Regions from separate parts of the Homo sapiens genome. Here region 2 is linked to region 1. A link is a loop called in an ENCODE intact Hi-C map of the cell type or tissue named here. Cell type or tissue: gastrocnemius medialis. All regions are shown on one strand. Links, peaks and the distances in the headings refer to the core of each region. The heading gives the core; the rest is flanking DNA. Region 1 overlaps ZBTB20 (zinc finger and BTB domain containing 20). Region 2 has its middle 7.9 kb from the start of ZBTB20.

Evidence for each region. Peaks named below come from ENCODE experiments on the same cell type or tissue, not always from the same donor. Only the 100,000 strongest peaks of a DNase experiment are listed, where the experiment ranks them.
Region 2: a loop joins it to region 1, with 2.3 times the contacts of the local background. A loop is called at or near these places in 22 of 110 quality-filtered maps.

Annotation. Positions count from the first base shown.
Region 1 is chr3:114,361,771-114,364,696 of GRCh38, reverse strand. The region is part of intron 10 of ZBTB20 (zinc finger and BTB domain containing 20); the gene reads left to right. All of the region lies in intron 4 of ZBTB20-AS1 (ZBTB20 antisense RNA 1), which reads right to left. Among named protein-coding and RNA genes, the nearest start is that of ZBTB20-AS1, 11 kb to the right of the region's middle. In gastrocnemius medialis, for the core only: a CTCF peak has its summit at 1,717; no DNase peak of the experiment used is centred there; H3K27ac peaks cover 2,155 bases.
Region 2 is chr3:115,153,744-115,156,669 of GRCh38, reverse strand. No RefSeq gene overlaps it. Among named protein-coding and RNA genes, the nearest start is that of ZBTB20, 7.9 kb to the right of the region's middle. In gastrocnemius medialis, for the core only: no CTCF peak of the experiment used is centred there; no DNase peak of the experiment used is centred there.

The sequences.
Region 1 (2,926 bases), core at 202-2,701:
TTAGTATAATCTCAGGGTGAAAGTGACCTGGCTATTGTGTATTGCTGTAGACGTAACTGTTGATTAAGTGTTAGAGATTGCTGTACTAGAGGCATGCATGGTGGTCCTTTAAAAACAGAAAAGGCTGTTAAGCTCAGCTAGTAAGACAATCGAACATATCTGAACGGCAGAGAATAGCTCATAGAGCTTCCTAGCTTCCCTGATGTTGTTTGCATAAATTGTTGGGGGATGTTTGTTTGTTTGTTTGAGACAGAGTCTCACTCTGTTGCCTAGGCTGGAGTGCAGTGGCATGATCTCAGCTCACTGCAACCTCCGCCTCCAGGGTTCAAATTATTCTCCTGCCTTAGCCTCCTGAGTAGCTCGAATTATAGGCATGCGCCACCATGCCCAGCTAATTTTGTATTTTTAGAAGAGACGAGGTTTCACCATGTTGGCTAGGCTGGTCTCAAACTCCTAAACTCAAGTGATCCACCTACCTCAGCCTCCCAAAGTGCTGGGATTGCAGGTGTGAGCCAACATGCCTGGTCAAATTGTTGGTTTTGACACAAAATCATATTGATAATTTATGTACTGAAATAACATGCCAGAGAATAGTAATTAAGCTGGGGATGTATGCTAGTGAAAAAAAAAATATTACAGTGAAGTTTATTTTGGGAAAGGATTAGCTAATTGGCTAGGCATGACATTTGAAGGCCATGTACTGTTATGTATTCAATAGTAGGCCTGTATCTTGAATTGGAGGAAGGCTGAAATTTCTTTTTGCAAGGGAAGAACCTCATCAGCGATGTATATAAGTATAAATTTAGAGACAATGACAATCCTAGAAATGCAAAATACCACTTTAGGGAGCAGTAAGTGATTGCTGAGCAGTGTGTCAGACTCAGTGTCTGAGAGCAGCAAATCAGAACATATTTGTTGGCTGTGTGAGCTCTGGCCTTGACTACTGTCTTCCAGCAGGAACAAGTCATATACAACTGTGACTCAGCCTCAATTAGAATACTAGTAATGCCCTAAATCTATCTCATGTACAGTTTCTCTTCCTAGGAACCTTGTGTGCCTCATATTCTATTTGTCCCTACAACATCCCTGTGAAGCATACACACCTTTGTTTTACAGGTGGGATAACAGGTCCATAAAGGAATAGTTTAATTCTTTGTCTTCAAATGTGAAATGATTGATAATCAGTATACTGACCCAGCTCATTGTAATGTTTTTCACATTATTTCAGGTTTCCTAGGCAAAGGACATATTTTATCTTCTCATTATTATTTTTAATTAGTTTTCAGAAAAGGTGAGATAAAAACAGAATCTAACAAATATCCCATAGAGATATTTGGTGTTCTCTTTTCTTTCAAGAATAAATTAAGACCTTCTCTGCTCCTCTCTGCTGGCTCTCTCGGCAGATAGTCAAAATCCCATGCCAATTTTCAAATGAATAAGGGATCATTCTAATAGCTGATCACAGTCCCCTCTGTTGAGGAAACAGCCTTTAAAATTCATGTCTGGACCCTGAATAAGTTACTCTTGGTTATAAACTTTTAACAGTTTGACCTGAAGGTTTTTAAACTGTACTAATATATAACCTGCTTGTGAGTTCAGCAATAAATTTATCCCCAGTATGTGAAGGGCCAAAGAGAAAACTAGTGTCTTTTATTCTCTCCAGTGACCTTCACTAAATATTGCATATTTACTTTGTAAATGAGGACACCCAGTGGCCACCAAGAGAAAATATTCTAAACAATCCTTGACACTACTGTTAATGTACATATAAATACCCTGTTATCAATGCTGATTGATAGATATTTCTGTAACATCTGTTACCAAGCAGGTTAGCTTCCCTAACATAGGCAAAAGTGATCGGAGTTTGGCCTGATCATTTTTCTATCACATCATAGATTGGTCATCTCTTCTTATTTTTTATTACAAAGTATGGCTTAGCTTTGGGTTCCACTGAATCCTCTGTTGACAGGGGGACCCAGTGAGCTGTCTCTCTGGGGAAATGGAATCAGGGAGACAGAGACAGCATGGCATGTATCAGAAATCATAAATGAATGAGCAGAGTTTGTGGGCAACTCAGTGAACACATAAAACAATTGCTTGGACTTTAAATTCTATTGAAAATAGAACTGTGGGTAGGTAGGGAAATAAAGGACAAGAAGAAGAGCATTACACAGAACTTCAGGGGCAAAAAAGCCCTGTCAGGACCATATCACATAGACATATCTCAGAGTAAATGTGCGCCCTGAGGTTCCCACTTGTTTGTGAAGTGTAGCGAAGAGCTGACCAAACAAGCACTCACATAGAACCCACACATTATAAAGAAACATGCTGGGCACAATGAGGGATCCAGTTACATATTTGTAGTTGTCATTGTAGTTGTGGTTATAACAAGACAAGATACTAGCCTTTGGGAGGCTTTGAGTCTTAGAGAGATAAGACAGACACAAATGAAAAAAGAAACAATAATATATTGGTAAGAACTAACTTAGGTGCTACATGTATAGGAAGTTCAGGTGAACTTCCCCAACACTCCTCAACATTCAGGTACAAAAAAATTCCCGTATTTTTCTAAAGAAAATTAAACCTGAGGCCCCTGTCACCAAATTCGCAAGAAATACAGACAAGTTTTGGGGCTCCCTTCTCATCCCTAGATTGGTACAAGACTCATTAAATCTAAGTCCTTAGTCCATGATGGTCTCCAACATTGACATTGCTTGACCACCCCACAAAGATGCCATTGAGCCTCGTCCTTCTGACTGCCAGCACTACTGCACTAGCTGGGTTTACAGATGCCCTCCACAGTGGTCCTTGCTGTTGACCATTGGCCCAGCCCCCAGATGATCACTGTTCCTCTCAAAGTGGTGCCTTTTTATGTCCAGCCTCCAGAAGTGTGCCAAGCAATTACCCCAACTGGAGCTGTATGCAA
Region 2 (2,926 bases), core at 305-2,804, 790 kb before region 1:
ATTGAAAAGAAGTAGAAGAGGCAGGAAGGGCTCTGATTATTTATATACTCCTGAATCTGTTTTTTGTAAGGAACCACTCCTTTGCTTGTCCCTCAGATCAAAATCATCCCAATTTCCTAAAAATATAACTCTCAGAAGCTTTTGAACCAGAGCAGCTCCATCTTGAATCAGGGCTGGGTACAATGAAGCTGAGACGGGCTGGGCTGCATTTCCAGCAGGTTAGGCATTCTTAGTCACAGGATGAGATAGAAGGCCGGCACATGATACAGGTCACAAAGACCGCATTGATAAAACAGGATGCAGTAAAGAAGCCAGCCAAAACCTGCCAAATCCCAGATGATAATGAAAGTGACCTCCGGTCATCCTCACTGCTCATTATGTTAATTATAATGTATTAGCATGCTAAAAGACACTCTGGCCAGCACTATGACACTTTACAAATGTCATGGTAATGTCTGAAAGATATCATATATGTTCTAACCCTCAGTTCCAGGAAATCCCTGCCCCTTTCCTGGGAAACTCATAAATAATCCACCCCTTGTTTAGCATATAATAAAGAAATAACCATAAAAATGGCCACCAGTAGCCCCTGGGGGATATTCTATGAAGCAGCAGCCCTTCTTTTATTCCTTTATTTTCTTAATACACTTGCTTTCACTTTATTCTGTGAACGCACCTGAATTCTTTCTTGCATAAAATCCAATAACCCTCTTTCGAGTCTGGATCAGGACACCTTTCTAGTAAAATAACCAGTACAAGTGCTTACTTCTCACATACTTTCTTACTTACATACTTACTACTTCTTATATACTTTCAGTAATATTAGTTTTTCAATAAAATCCTTGGACATTTTTAAAACTCTGGGCTCCAAAACCAGTCTTCCGACTTATAATTCATCAGTACTGGCCAAAATAACAAACGTGTATGGATCCAGTGAATATTTTCCATTCAAAATGACAGCGCTGCAGCCTCACAATTTTGAATATTATTTGCAAAGAGTATAATCTATGAAAGCTTGGAGGAAATAGTAAAATTAGAAGGCAAGGGAAATATTTTTCATGGTGACCTTGTTTTAAAACTGGAAGGATACCTTTTTTCAATTTTGGGGGGTTTATGATCTCTCTAAATATGCCAATAAAACCAAGTTAAACATAATATACTTGTATATTCTTAAACCAACAAATTTATTGTATACCTGCAAAAGGTGTTATAAATAGTCATCATATATATTTTCTCAAAATGTCGAATCCTCAAACTTAAAAGTTTATTATTATTTTCCTTTGTAGCTTCAGTATTTTCCAAAGATTTTTATGAGGATGGTTATTTAAATTTGGATCTCAGGAAGGCAACCTGTTTTGAAACTTTCAGTGTCCTTGGCATTTAGAATATCATTCACCCAGGGGCATTTCACAAACCTGGAAACACTGAAATTCTAAGATGTTGAAAAAACACTGGAGTTACTAAAAGAGATTTTAAACAAATCTTCTCTGGAGATTTAACACAGAGCAGGTTAATTTTCTGCACACATCATCTTGGGTATACAGTTTGCAAAAAGGAACTAGTCTCTTAAATTTCCTTTATGTTTTCCCCTACCAGGTGGTGATGTTTAGTATTTCTTTAACTAGAGGCATGATCTGCTTTTGACATGGGTTGGAAAGTTAGTGACCTCTGTCATAATGTAGATCCACATTCTTAAAAACAAAACAAGTTAGCAAAGGTCTTTTTGCTCCTTTCTGTCAATTACAAATAGACAAAAATAAATAAATCAATAAAATAGCTCTTTGTTAGAGAAAGGGCTTACTGCAGGGAGACAAAGAAGGACCTTGGTGGAGTTCATTGCTTTTCCTCTAACCCTAGCTTCCTGGCTGAAATTTTTGACGAGAATTTTCCATTCATGTGTGAGAAATATGTAATAAATCTTTGATAAATGGAGCTCTTTCCACGCTGAAACTTGTAGCATGACTTTGAAAAATTGTGGCCTGCTTTCTTAAAAGCATATAGTAATGTACAAATACTATTTGCCATCCCTGCTTCATCCACACCAACCCTCAAAGACGTACACATTAAGAAAAAGTCCAGAAATCCTTCAGTTACAGAAATTCAGTAGTTCAGTCCTTGGGTTATAGAATTGCAATATAAGAAAGATATACCCAAGGATTGTTGTTAAGACGTAGGGACTTGTGTCTAGAAAATTAAGTCCAATTTAAAAAATGATGGCCCGGTATTCCTTGGGCTTTTTGAGAGTGTAATAATAAGAGTGGTAACAGGCCTTCCGTGGTACGCTGAATAATAGCCCTCTCCCTCAAAAGATGTCAACATTTGAATCCTTGGAACCTGTGAATGTGTTACATGCTAAAAGGGACTGTGCAGATGTGAATAAGTTAAGGATCTTGAAATGGGGAAAATATCCTGGATTATCCAGGCGGGCCTAATGTAATCACAAGGATCTTCATAACAGAGAAGCAGGAGCGTTAGAGTCAAAGAAATTGATGAACTAACACACCAGACAGATAAGCGCTTTTCCTGGGTAAGCTGAATTTTTCAACTACTTTTTTCCCTGGGGGAGTATCTGTTGAGTCTGTGCAGGGACTGAGGGTAAGGCTTGCCATAAACAGAGGGACTCCAATAGCATAAAGAGGAACAAGTGAAACTTTTGATGCTTGTGTGATCTGGAACAAAGGCTCAAATTCATAAGTGGCAAGAGTAGAAGGACCACTCAGCTGAACCTAGCCCAAACTACTAACTTGGATAATCAGGAACATATAAAATGGCTGTTGTTTTGGAGTGGTTTGGAGTGCAGCAATAGATAAGGTACAAAATTTGAAAATTCCCCAAATGTAGGAATAGGATTCAGATGCATGTAGCTAAAACATCAAAAGCCAAACAACACAAAATTGTTGCAAATACAATTATATAAACAAGTACA